Linked DNA regions of Homo sapiens: regions 2, 3 and 4 are each linked to region 1. Evidence: chromatin contacts called from ENCODE Hi-C or POLR2A ChIA-PET data. All regions are on one chromosome and are shown on one strand. Each heading gives the region's core, a stretch centred on a gene start or an enhancer-like site at or near the end of the contact. The rest is flanking DNA. Distances are from core to core; before and after follow the strand shown.

Region 1 (2,792 bases), core at 1-2,500:
CCCTAGCCAGGAGGCGGACCGTTGATAAACATCCCAACTTTGTCACATACCTAGGAGTTGCTAGTGAGAGGGACCGCGATGTATTAAGTTAGGGAAATTATCGGATCTTACCATCTCCAGTTTCTGACTTAAAAGTCACAAACAGACAAGCAGTGGGCCAGGTAGCACTGAACACCTAAGACCAATAAAGTTAGCTCTCCCAAAGCTAAATCAGAATACGCCGAAAAGCAAGCTAAGGTTAACACCCTCCAGCAGGCAAAGCGGGGCCCCAAACACATTCTATGGTTGGGAAAGGGTCATTACCGTCGGTTGCAGGTCGCTTCCTTATTCCTGCGCATTGCTCCGCTAACCCCGTCTGGCTGTCCGACGGATCAGTCTTTGGGTCCACCAAATGCGTGTCCTCAGAGTTAGCCGGAGCCCCAATTAAAGGCGCCGCCGGGCGGCTCCCGCTGACATCCTGGCTCTCCTGCGCCGGCACCTTGCAGGCACCTTTGGGGGGCCGCGGGGGTCTGTAGTAGAACTCGGGCAAGCTGCCCTTCTCCACCTCTTGCCACTCGTACTTGCCCTCTAGGGGTTTGTGATTCTGAAAATCGAAATTCCACTTGCGCTGGCTCGCCTCTTCCATGTCTCTGCAGTGCTTCTCCAAGTCCCGGGTTAACTCTTCGTGGTCCACCGGGCCGAAGAGGTTCCTGCAGGCCGAGGGCTTGGGGTGCTCCGCCTGCCTGGCGTCCATCCGCTCCAGGCTAGGGCTCCCGTTAGACACTCGCACGTTTGACATCTTTCTCCCGGGTCTGCACGACCGCCTCTCTCGCACTCTCAAAAAAACAAAACCGAACAAAACAAAGCGCCCCTACGCAGCCCGAACCCCTCTCGGAAGCCCAGCGACTGCCCTCGGAGCCAAAAGACACAGACCCCGACGAGCCACGGCCCGAGCTCTAGGAGCGCGCAGGGGCTGCGGGGAAGCCCCGGCCCGGCCGCCGAGTCTCCGCTGATCAAATGGACTGGCGAGCGGGAGGGCGGAGAGGAGAGGGGACCAGGCAAGCGGAGAGGGTGGCAAAGCCCGTCCGAGTCTGGGCGGGTGCAAGCCCGCGGGTCCCGCGAACCCAGCCGCTCTCCAAACCTTGCCGGCGTCGGAGTCGCAGAGCCGTGAGCAAGCGGGGACAGGGGAGGGGGAGAAAAACACCCCGAAAAGACGAGCCCCCTTTTTTTAGTGGCCCAATATGGCGGTGGAAGGGAGGCTGACGAAGAAGAAAATGATTGACACGGCGAGTCTATTTAAACAGAGGAGGAGATCCATTGGTTGCGGCGGCGGGAGCCGCCCCGCCGAGGCTGGCGAGCGCGGCCTTAAGGTGGCCCCGGCGCGGTTCCGCCACCTCCCCTCGTTCCCGAGCGCGCCGCCTCCCCGAGCGCCGCCGGGAGATTGGCTGGTCGCGTGACTGCTGGAGGGGTACTGCTGCCAACAAACCTGCTCTGGCTGGCCTCGGAGAAATTAAAATTAAGACAAACAAACTAGCCAAACGGCCGGGAACCTGGGGCGGGGCCTGAGGTTCGGGGCCCGGCGCTGCGTTGGCGGGTTCGCCGCGGCGCCTAAGCCCCGACCTCCCTCCCGCTCCTCGCCCGGGAAGCCGGGACCTGGACCAGAGGACCGCGAAGGTCGCCGGCAGCTCGCTAGGAGCCGGGGTGGCGAGCTGCCCCCAGCTCGGCCCTCCCCAGCGGCCCCCACCTCGTGGTCTGCGGGGGAGGCCGCGGAGCGTTTGCTGGGGGGGCTGGGCGCCCCCCCGCCGGCGTGCCTTTGCTGGGGGCTGGTGGAGGCAGTGGGCAATGGTTCGCTCAGCCTTAACCCAGAAGTTTCTGCCATCCCTGGGGAGGCTGGGGGCCTAGGGAAGAAGCCAAAGCGAACGTCTTTCTTTTAGAAATTAGCCAGGAGTAGACGCGGCACTTATCATGAACTCAAGCTCTCCCTCAATGAAAATAAGAAAGGAACTCAAGATTAAAAAAAAAAAACAAAAAACTCTAGTCTCTCAAGTCCCTTAATAAACTTTGTAGCTGTCTCAGACACGTTTAGTTTTGAAAAACGAGGGTACACCCCTGGCCCAGGATCTTCCTTCCCAAGCACAGTTAAGGCCATGGACATTGGCTGCGTGTGGGAACTCGTCCCTTTCTACTTTTCTGTTCTTTCCCGGGATTGTAGCAGTTTCCTCTACCTGAGTCCAGCCGCCAAATACAACAGCTCCTTCCTTCCTCCACCCTTCTCTCTCACCAGATTTCACTGCTCCAACAAACTCAGAACAATATTCAGATGCTAGTGAATGCTTTCAGAGGGCTGAAGGGTGAAAATACTCCCCTCGGGGTCAAACTCCAGATGATGAAATGATTTTTAAAACACCACAACCATGTCCTAACGTCCGATACTAGTATTCCAGCGTTTCTCTTCTCCCTTTTGCAGCTGGAAATTTCTCTCTCAGTGTGGGCTTGAGCACCGTGGTGGAAGGTAAAGTAGGACGATGAGCAGGGCTGCCCTGAGACAAAGCTCAGTGGATCTTCAACTGCCTCCCCACCCCCATGCCCGGTACCCATCATCTTGGTTTGAGCCAAAGTTAATGCATTTTACTGGAAACCAACCTTCCGTTCTAATATTACACAGCAGCAAAGTTTTCTTAAGCACCTATGCTACAGATGAGCTTGATGTGTAGCTTGTTTTCTTAGCCACATCTTGTCCACTTTGTGTGCCTACCTCATCTCATACGCTCCAGAATGTGACAGCTGGAAGGGACCCTCGGGACCCTGTGGTT
Region 2 (2,792 bases), core at 78-2,577, 1.9 Mb before region 1:
TACACACTGCTGCTATGATCTGAGGTCACCTCTCTTGCCAGTTGCTTTACTATTCGGAAGCTCTAGAATCACAAGGAGTGAATGACAAGGTGTGGCCCCATTCTCCTCCTCTTCCTCATCTGGAAGCTTGTTAAAATGCAGATGTGTGGACACTCTACCAGGCCTACTATGCAAGATTCTCTGTGGGCGTAGATCAGAAATCTATATTTTTAACAAGATAATGTGTTTGTGACCACACTAATATTTGAGAATCGCTATTCCAGATTCTTCATGCAGTTCCTCACATTTAAAACAGCTGCCCTCCATAGCCATCAGTTGTCTCCAAATGCTTCTCAGGCTGCTTTTCCAAAGTTATTGGAATCTTTTCACAACTGGCAAAGCCAGCTATTAACTGTAAGTTACCTGTCTCCGGTAGCCATAATGCTTCTGGCCTTTACATTTGGATTGCACCTTGGAAAAGTCTCCTTTTACGTAAAAGTGTCCTAACATCACACTTGCTTTTTGAGTCCTCCATAAGTACATTTTTTACAAAGAACACTTACCCCAAAATAGAACCAGTTTATGGATTGCTATGGTCCAAACACAGCCAGTGAACCACTACTTTTTTAAATGAGTTTAACAATATATATCAATTATATATATATATATATCAATCACTCATTTTTAAATTATTGATATATATTATAGATATATATTATTAAACTCATTTTTTAAAAATAGTGGTTCACTGGCTGTGTTTGGGCCATATGTATTTTGTATCTCTTTTTCAAATACCAGCTTTAGCAAAAACAGGGTTTCCAGTATTCCAGTAAATTTCCATACATTCCGTAGCCTCCAGATGGGCCCCAGAAATGCCACTTAATGAGTTCTTAATTGTGATGTACATGTGTTTGTAATAAGATAGGGAAACTGTAGCAAAAGTTTTGTAGCAAAACTTTATTGCAAAAAGGGCTAGAAGGAAATATGGACAATGACAACCAGTTGGATTTGTTGACGTAGCAGAATTGTAGATGAATTTTCTTCCTTTTTAAGTTAGAGTTCTTGTGATGTTGCTAGAGTGATATTTTAAAATGTCTTTTGGGGAAAAAAAAGAAAACTCTACTTTGAGAAAAGGATGTCTGCTGAATGAGAAACTTATTTTTAAAAAGGCACTTGGAAATAAAAATCTGTCTAGAGATAATGCAAATCATAACAGGAATGTGTGATGTGCTTAAATATTGGCACTGATGAGAAATGCGGAAGTGAAACATGTCACAGAAACAGATCATTATGGAAACAGTGGTCTACAACTGAACTGACTCCTTGGACTCCGTGGTACGTAACTCTTTTGTCTTACCAGGGAAGAGGAAATGAGACTACCTACTGGCTGACTGGGATGAAGGACCAGAAATTCAACCTGCCAACCCCTCCTACTGTGTAAGCTTCTGGGTGTGGCAGGGACAGGGAGGAAATTAGAGATCTTGGCTTTGTTAGTTACAGCCAATTTAAATTGGCAAATGCCTTACAAGTGGCATATATTGCATAAGAAGTAAGGGACTATACATGAGAAGGTTTAGAAACCTCCCTTCCTAGACTGCAAGAAGGGGATTATCCTGAAACCCTGCATTTTCCTGAGACCTCAATGAAACAGAAAAGTATTTAGCCTTGGCTTCCCTGTCTGGAACACAGACTTGCTTCCCTGAATCAGATGTGGGGGCTCAGTATAAAACTACCTTTTTTTTTTTCCACTGTGGATCCTTTATCCCAAGAGGGAGCTTCCACCTGGAAAAGAGGAAGAATGAACAGACTATTTAGAACTTGAGGAGATTTTGTTATTTCATTTATTTCATTTTATTTACTGGCTCTGTATTCATGATATTTTTAACTGTCAAAATTATGTTTTAAATGCCTTATCTGCATTAAAGTATACTTAACTTATAGTTTATGCAGAAAATATACTATATATTAGACAAGAATGAGTTAAAAGTTTCCTGAGTCTGGGTATGAGCTTCTACCTATTCTGTCCACTTTCTTAGACTGTACCAGTCATCATCTTGTTCTTGCTGAAAAACTGACTATATTGCCCTGCAATAAAGCATGGCAAAGCTAGCGTTGTGTTCCAGGCTTGCTCGGGAGAACAGAAGACACTTTAGAGTTCACTTCATGCATGTCTTGTTCTGACAAGAGTGGAGCATACTGGGGGCAAAGAGGCTCTCTGCATTCCACTCCTGTCTTCATCTTTCTGTTGAGTTGCCTGATGAAAACAGGACCTGCCCCAACCCCAAGACTGCGGTTCTGGGTCTTAACATGAAGTCTGTGTTCTCCCTGAGATGAGGAAGACAAAGTTTCAGGGTTAACTGACAGGTTTCACTTCTCCTAAAGGTGACTCAAGCTGTCACCCAGTTGCCTGTCAATACATGTTACTGCAGCCATATGGCCATTTCCTTGGCTTTTGCTATGGTTGAGAAACTCTGTCTTGCAGAGGCCTAGATGTCAGACCCAGAGAGATGGCAACCTTCTAGAAAAGCCAAAACAACCCAAATCTTCCCTGGGGCATGAGAAACCTGGCTCCTTACTTGGAGTGTTCCAGGTCCATTCTAAACTCGTGGTCCCCTCCACCATTCTAAGCCTTCCCCAAACAAGACTCACACTGTTAAGTATGTGTGGGACCAATGAGTTTTCAGGGTTGTGTGGCAGGGGCCTAGCATCCTCCCAGCTTCTTTTCCCCTTCCTGCAGTGGCATATGTAAACCTAGATCCTCCCAACCATGCCTCCAAATTCCAGCAGCATATTGTTTCACTTTGAAATTGAAG
Region 3 (2,792 bases), core at 121-2,620, 1.7 Mb before region 1:
TAAAGACCCTGCTCTGTGACATTTTTACTGTAAATCAGCCAGGCCCCTAAATACGCCCTCTCCCTAAAGATCCTTTTCTAAACTACCCAGTAGACCAGATTTCTCCCAACTCCATTCTTCCTGAAATGATGATTTTTAAAAGAAAAAAAAGAAAAAAAAAAGATCTGTGCTAAAGGGAGTCTTGTGAAACAAATGCAACCAATATTTAATTTGTGCTACACTTCACTTGACTTTATATTTGTTATCCTCATTTAAACCCCAATATTAGTTCTTTATGATAAACATTATTCCCATTTTAAAAACAAGAAAAACTGAGGTTCTGAAAATAAGTAACTTGCCTCATTCCATAAAAATACCTAAGACTTGGCCAGGCATGGTGGCTCACACCTGTAATCCCAGCACTTTTGGAGGCCGAGGCAGGCAGATCACTTGAGGTCAGGAGTTCGAGACCAACCTGGCCAACATGGTGAAACCCCGTGTCTACTAAAAATACAAAATTAGCCAGGCATGGTGGCGCACGCCTATAATCCCAGCTACTCAGGAGGCTGAGGCAGGAAGACCGCTTGAACCTGGGAGGCGGAGGTTGAAGTGAGCTGAGATAGCACCATTGCACTCCAGCTTGGGCAACAAGAGCAAAACTCTGTCTCAAAACAAACAAACAAACAAACAAAATACCTAAGACTTACTGAACACATAATCATAAATAGGTACTGTACTTTGAGCACTATATATCCATTTTTCATATAACCTATAACTAATGAGAGGAAGAACATGGATTCACCCTGACTCTGTTTGACTCAAAGTTGGTGTTCTTCCAACGACCCATCTCATTTAATGATCAGGGATAACACAAAGAGGTTAAATATTTATCCAAAACTACACAATTACTTAATAACAGTACGAGAGCAGAAGTAATCTTTTCCTAACTTCTATACTAATGTTTTCCACTATGTATGCCATGGTACAGGTATTTCTATATCCAACAAAGGGATACACGAGTCAGATAGTTCTACTGGCAGTTGGCTAGCTGTATCTGCCTTACTTCAGAAGGAAAGACAAGATTCCCTCAGGCAGATGCAGAAGCAACTCCTCAGACCTCTCTCCAGTGTTAAGGTCCCTCTTTCACTAAACTGATGAAGATTTGCTAAATCAATTTGTGCTGTTTTCACAATTTCCATATTCACATATTAATGACTAATAACAGACTGTTACATATCACCAACAGAGAACTCTTTGTGAGAGTTCTAACCTGAGCAATTAAAAAACAATCACTTATTTGAATAGACATTAGGCTTTCTCTCAAATCACTTTCTCTTTTCAAAGTGTGAAGAGCAGTAAAGCAGGGGAGTCACTGTTTCCTGTGCAAGTTAATCACTTTTTCAATTTTCTCTAAAGTTGAACTCTAACTAGAAAACCATTTTCCAAAAAGGCATAACATTCTTTTAGCACTTCCTTAGAGTTACCAATGTCGTGGTATTATTTGAATGTTAACAAGCTGGCTTTCACTCTGGGAAATGTGGAATTCAAATTTAAGTCAGATCAAGATTATAAATTATCATGTTTCATGCATCATCAAGGTAGTCTTCACATAGACACTGTAAATGTTAAATTAATAAATGTAAATAGATGTAAGTTTTCAACAAAAATAAAGTTTGTAATGGCCTAACGGCCATTATCTAATCTAGTGTACGGTTAAGAAAACATTCTATTAGGAAATTTACTCATTATTTTCAGTGATAAACTTCTTAGCTCAACTAATTTGAGCAAAAATCTTTTATAAAATGTTATTTCATTTATCTGTTCAGTAAACTGCATAGCTTGAATACACTTTAACTTTTTCTTATTCAGTATCACCATTAAGAACATCAAGTTGATAGTGATGTCCTTTAACACAGCGGTAACATTTAAAGAAAACAGAACTGATTATCACATAAAAGATCTCAAGGTACTTAGATGTTTCTAATTAGTATTTCTTTAATCTCTTCACTTTCAATCGTTACTTGTTGTTATGCCATTGGATCTCCTTCATTTGGCTCCCATGGCACTCTATATAAAATTAGGACAAAGTGAAAGGTTACAAAAGGTGCCATATCTTCTAAAGAGTAAACTGACTTTATATATTCTAAGTCTCTCCTACCAAGTAAAGTAGGCTAAATTTTACTTATGTTTACTTTCTTTTGGGTTAGAAGTTATATTTTAGATATTTAAGGCTGCCAATAAACTATCAAATACGTAGGATAGGTCTTTAAAAGGAACTGTCTTCCAAGGCCACGCAGGTAACGTGATTCAGTGAAGAGGACCAGAGGTGGGCAAGAGAAGGCCCTATCTGAAGGAGACAGCATCTATACTCAATTGTAGATTGCTATCCTCAAGCAAAAATGTTGTTTGCTTTTCAAGAGGCAAGACATCTAGATTTTTAGGTAAAATCTGACAACTTTAAATGTTAACAATTAGAGAAATGGGGCTGGGGGCGGTGGCTCACGCCTGTAATCCCAGCACTTTGGGAGGCCGAGGCGGGCGGATCACCTAAGGTCAGGAGTTCAAGACCAGCCTCAACATGGAGAAACCCAGTCTCTACTAAAAATACAAAATTAGCCGGGCGTGGTGGTGCATGCCTGTAAACCCAGCTACTCGGGAGGCTGAGGCAGGAGAATTGCTTGAACCTGGGAGGCAGAGGTTGCGGTGAGCCGAGATCGCGCCATTGCACTCCAGCCTAGGCAACAAGAGCGAAACTCCGTCTCAAAAACAAAAAAAACAAAAAACAAACAATTAGAGAAATGGGCTGGTGACTA
Region 4 (2,792 bases), core at 161-2,660, 1.4 Mb before region 1:
TTAAAACATTATCTTAATCTGTTCCTGCTGCTATAACAAAATACTGAGAGTGGATAATTTATAAATAACAGAAATATGGGCAGGCGCAGTGGCTCATGCCTGTAATCGCAGCACTTTGGGAGGCAGAGGCAGGCAGATCACAAGGTCAAGAGATTGAGGCCATCCTGGCCAACATGGTGAAACCCCATCTCTACTAAAAAATACACAAATTAGCTGGGGATAGTGTCACGTGCCTGTAGTCCCAGTTATTCGGGAAGCTGAGGCAGGAGAATCGCTTGAACCCAGGAGGTGGAGGTTGCAGTGAGCCGAGATCACGCCACTGCACTCCAGCTTGCTGACAGAGCAAGACTCCATCTCAAAAAAGAAAGAAGAAAAAAGAAAAACGGAAAAAGAAATATATTTTTCGCAGTTCTGGAGGCTGGGAAGTCCAAGACCAAGTTGCTGGCAGATTTGGTAGAAAGTAGAATTGCTCTGAGAATGTATTCAATAAAGAGTTTTAAATTTAGTAAAGGAGAAACAAGCAGAAAATTTGAATATTAAAATAAGACAGTTGCTTTTGGTGACGAATTACTTTGTATATACTGGTTAAACATTTTTGAGAGAGTGGAGATTCTACTTTCTACAGTAGCAACACAAATAAGCTCAAATAACCTGCTTTATTAGATTTACCACAAATAACAACATATCTGCTCTATTTGGCCAGAATTGTAGGTTTGTTATCACAGCAATTTTCTTAGTGTTATATATTTTTCAGTGGATGTTTTCCAACATGTTCTTGGGTTCACATTATAGTACAACATTACTCAGTTTATAAGCAAATTGAGAATTAATTATCTACATTTTATTTAAACAACAGTCTTGTAGATGTGTAGTATGAGTTACAGTAGCCAAGACAGCAAATCCTACAACATTCTGTTGTCTCATTAATTACCAGACATCATCTATACGTAACACCAAACAAATCTCTCAGATTTGATGTCTGGTAAAATTTCTCTCTCTGCTTTCAAGATGGTGCCCTGTTGCTGCATCTTTTGATGAGGACAAACTCTATGTCCTCACATAGCAGAAGAGAAGAAGGGGCAAACTCACTTCCTCAAGCCCTTTTGTAAGCACAAAATCTCATTCATAAAGGTGAAGTCCTTATGACTTAATCACCCTCCGATGGCCCCACTTTCTAATACCATCACCTTGTGTATTAGCTGCTAACATATGAATTTTGGAGGGATGCATACATTCAAATCATAACAAACATCTGTCTGATGCTTAATTCAAAGCTCTCTCACTCCTCTCTCCAGTTCAGGTTTCAGGGGCCTAGAGGAAGGGAGTGAACCCTCTTTAATTATCAGGCCCAGTGAAGCATTGAATTGTGACAGTGTGTGACAGCAGTCATGTTTCACTTCCCTTTGAGCTAAATCATTTCATCTTAAAGCCACCTGCTCTGTGGGCTCTAGAGTAACTGATGCCAAGTAGCCATAAAATGCATTGCACTGGACATCATAACTCATACACTGTAGTTCAACAACGTAAAGCCAATCACTAACCAATGTTAATTCCATAAATCAGTGAGAATTCCTGTCTAACAACTTTGTATCTGCCCACTCCTTCTCCCCTTTTGCCTTTAAAAACCTGCTTGTAACAAAGACTAAATAGAAGCACTCCTCAAGGCAGCTTAAATGTGTGTCCCAGGTAGCCATCCTCAACCTTGGCGCAAATAAACTCTCTATGTTAATTGTGCCTTTATTTCTTTCTTTAGGTCAACAGGGTGGCTGTCATCACCTGCTCTTTCCATCTCCCTCCTTCCTCCATTGCTTACCTCCCTGAGACTGAGTCAGGAACAAGGCTGAGGGATGCAGATGGTGGCACCTCCCCACGTTTCTTTTAATCATTCTCACTGTCTGGCTGGTTGCTTGAAGGGTAGTGGTTTGCCACTGGTAGTACTGGGAATGACTTTAGATGCTCCTGATAAGGCTCCATCCCAGGTGCTCTGTTGGCATTGGTATTGAGGACATCTGTCCTCCAAGGTTCCCTACTGAGGGTCTGCAGCAAATTGTAGAATCCATCTTCTGCATGCCTCAGGAAACAGAGACCCAAGGGAATCATCTGTGCCCCTCCCCCATCGAGCTATACCCCTGAGTCCTGCTCCTTGGTGCTCCTTCTCTTGCTCTGGGGCAGGTCAGCAAGCCCAGTGGCCTTAGGCGGTGGCTTCTTCTCCTCCTCCTCCTCCTTCTCCTTCTTTTTCTTCCTCCTCTTCCTCCTCCTCTTCTTCCTCTTCCTCCTCCTCCTCCTTCTTCCTATATGTTTGCATTATTTAATTTTTAAATTTTAACTTTTATTTTAAATGTGGAGGGTGCATGTGCAGGTTTGAACCCAGGTTGTGAGCATAGTAGCCAATAGGTAGTTTTTCAACTCACACACCACTCTTCCCTTGCCTCCCCTCTCTAGTAGTCCACAGTGTCCATGTTTGTCCGTGTGTGCTCAATGTTTAGTTCCCACCAATAAGTGAGAACAAGTGGTATTTGGTTTTCTGTTCCTGCATTAATTCACTCAGGATAATGACCTCCAGCTCCAACCATGTTGCTGCAAAGGACATGATTTCATTCTTTTTCATGGCTGTGTAGTATTCATTCCATGGTGTATATGTACCACATTTTCTTTATCTGATCCACCATTGATGGGCACCTAGGTTGATTCCATGTCTTTGCTATTGTGAATAGCACAGTGATGAACATACCAGTGCATGTGTCCTTTGGTGTAATGATCTACTTTTCTTTGGGTATATACCCAGTAATGGG

Evidence for each region. A loop is a pair of places that touch in the nucleus more often than their neighbours do. ChIA-PET counts read pairs that join two places held with the same protein, here RNA polymerase II (POLR2A). Pooled maps may share reads with other maps.
Region 2: a loop to region 1 is called in a pooled map, with 5 times the contacts of the local background. The contact joins the enhancer-like site here to the promoter of CDKN1B in region 1. A Hi-C loop is called at or near these places in 1 of 168 maps with a recorded cell type or tissue (OCI-LY7), 1 of 37 single-sample maps with no recorded cell type and 3 of 50 pooled maps.
Region 3: a loop to region 1 is called in a map with no recorded cell type, with 9 times the contacts of the local background. The contact joins the enhancer-like site here to the promoter of CDKN1B in region 1. A Hi-C loop is called at or near these places in 4 of 168 maps with a recorded cell type or tissue (CD4-positive, alpha-beta memory T cell, CD8-positive, alpha-beta T cell, GM12878 and 1 more), 7 of 37 single-sample maps with no recorded cell type and 16 of 50 pooled maps. POLR2A ChIA-PET finds 5 or more read pairs at or near these places in 4 of 52 experiments (activated CD4-positive, alpha-beta memory T cell, activated T-cell, activated naive CD4-positive, alpha-beta T cell and 1 more).
Region 4: a loop to region 1 is called in a pooled map, with 6 times the contacts of the local background. The contact joins the enhancer-like site here to the promoter of CDKN1B in region 1. A Hi-C loop is called at or near these places in 2 of 168 maps with a recorded cell type or tissue (IMR-90 and OCI-LY7), 1 of 37 single-sample maps with no recorded cell type and 5 of 50 pooled maps.

Annotation. Positions count from the first base shown.
Region 1 is chr12:12,715,826-12,718,617 of GRCh38, reverse strand. CDKN1B (cyclin dependent kinase inhibitor 1B) reads right to left here and starts at 1,250. Exons shown (of 3, transcript NM_004064.5): 1 at 304-1,250. The coding sequence starts at 778. It also overlaps a transcript of GPR19 not described here. RefSeq lists silencers at 684-872, 1,297-1,866 and enhancers at 1,047-1,146, 1,227-1,276.
Region 2 is chr12:14,613,491-14,616,282 of GRCh38, reverse strand. It overlaps GUCY2C (guanylate cyclase 2C), which reads left to right. Exons shown (of 27, transcript NM_004963.4): 26 at 1,340-1,416. PLBD1-AS1 (PLBD1 antisense RNA 1) reads right to left here. Exons shown (of 6, transcript NR_120465.1): 4 at 1,713-1,761. Among named protein-coding and RNA genes, the nearest start is that of PLBD1, 47 kb to the right of the region's middle. RefSeq lists a silencer at 1,383-1,432 and enhancers at 1,965-2,214, 2,235-2,334, 2,345-2,394. Within about 2 kb of position 1,327, at least 7 of the 41 ENCODE cell types and tissues checked have a DNase peak (open chromatin) inside an H3K27ac peak, as active enhancers do; they include OCI-LY7, where a contact is called at or near this core.
Region 3 is chr12:14,389,594-14,392,385 of GRCh38, reverse strand. The region is part of intron 1 of ATF7IP (activating transcription factor 7 interacting protein); the gene reads right to left. Among named protein-coding and RNA genes, the nearest start is that of ATF7IP, 25 kb to the right of the region's middle. Within about 2 kb of position 1,370, at least 2 of the 41 ENCODE cell types and tissues checked have a DNase peak (open chromatin) inside an H3K27ac peak, as active enhancers do; they include CD8-positive, alpha-beta T cell, where a contact is called at or near this core.
Region 4 is chr12:14,155,894-14,158,685 of GRCh38, reverse strand. No RefSeq gene overlaps it. Among named protein-coding and RNA genes, the nearest start is that of GRIN2B, 180 kb to the right of the region's middle. Within about 2 kb of position 1,410, at least 2 of the 41 ENCODE cell types and tissues checked have a DNase peak (open chromatin) inside an H3K27ac peak, as active enhancers do; they include OCI-LY7, where a contact is called at or near this core.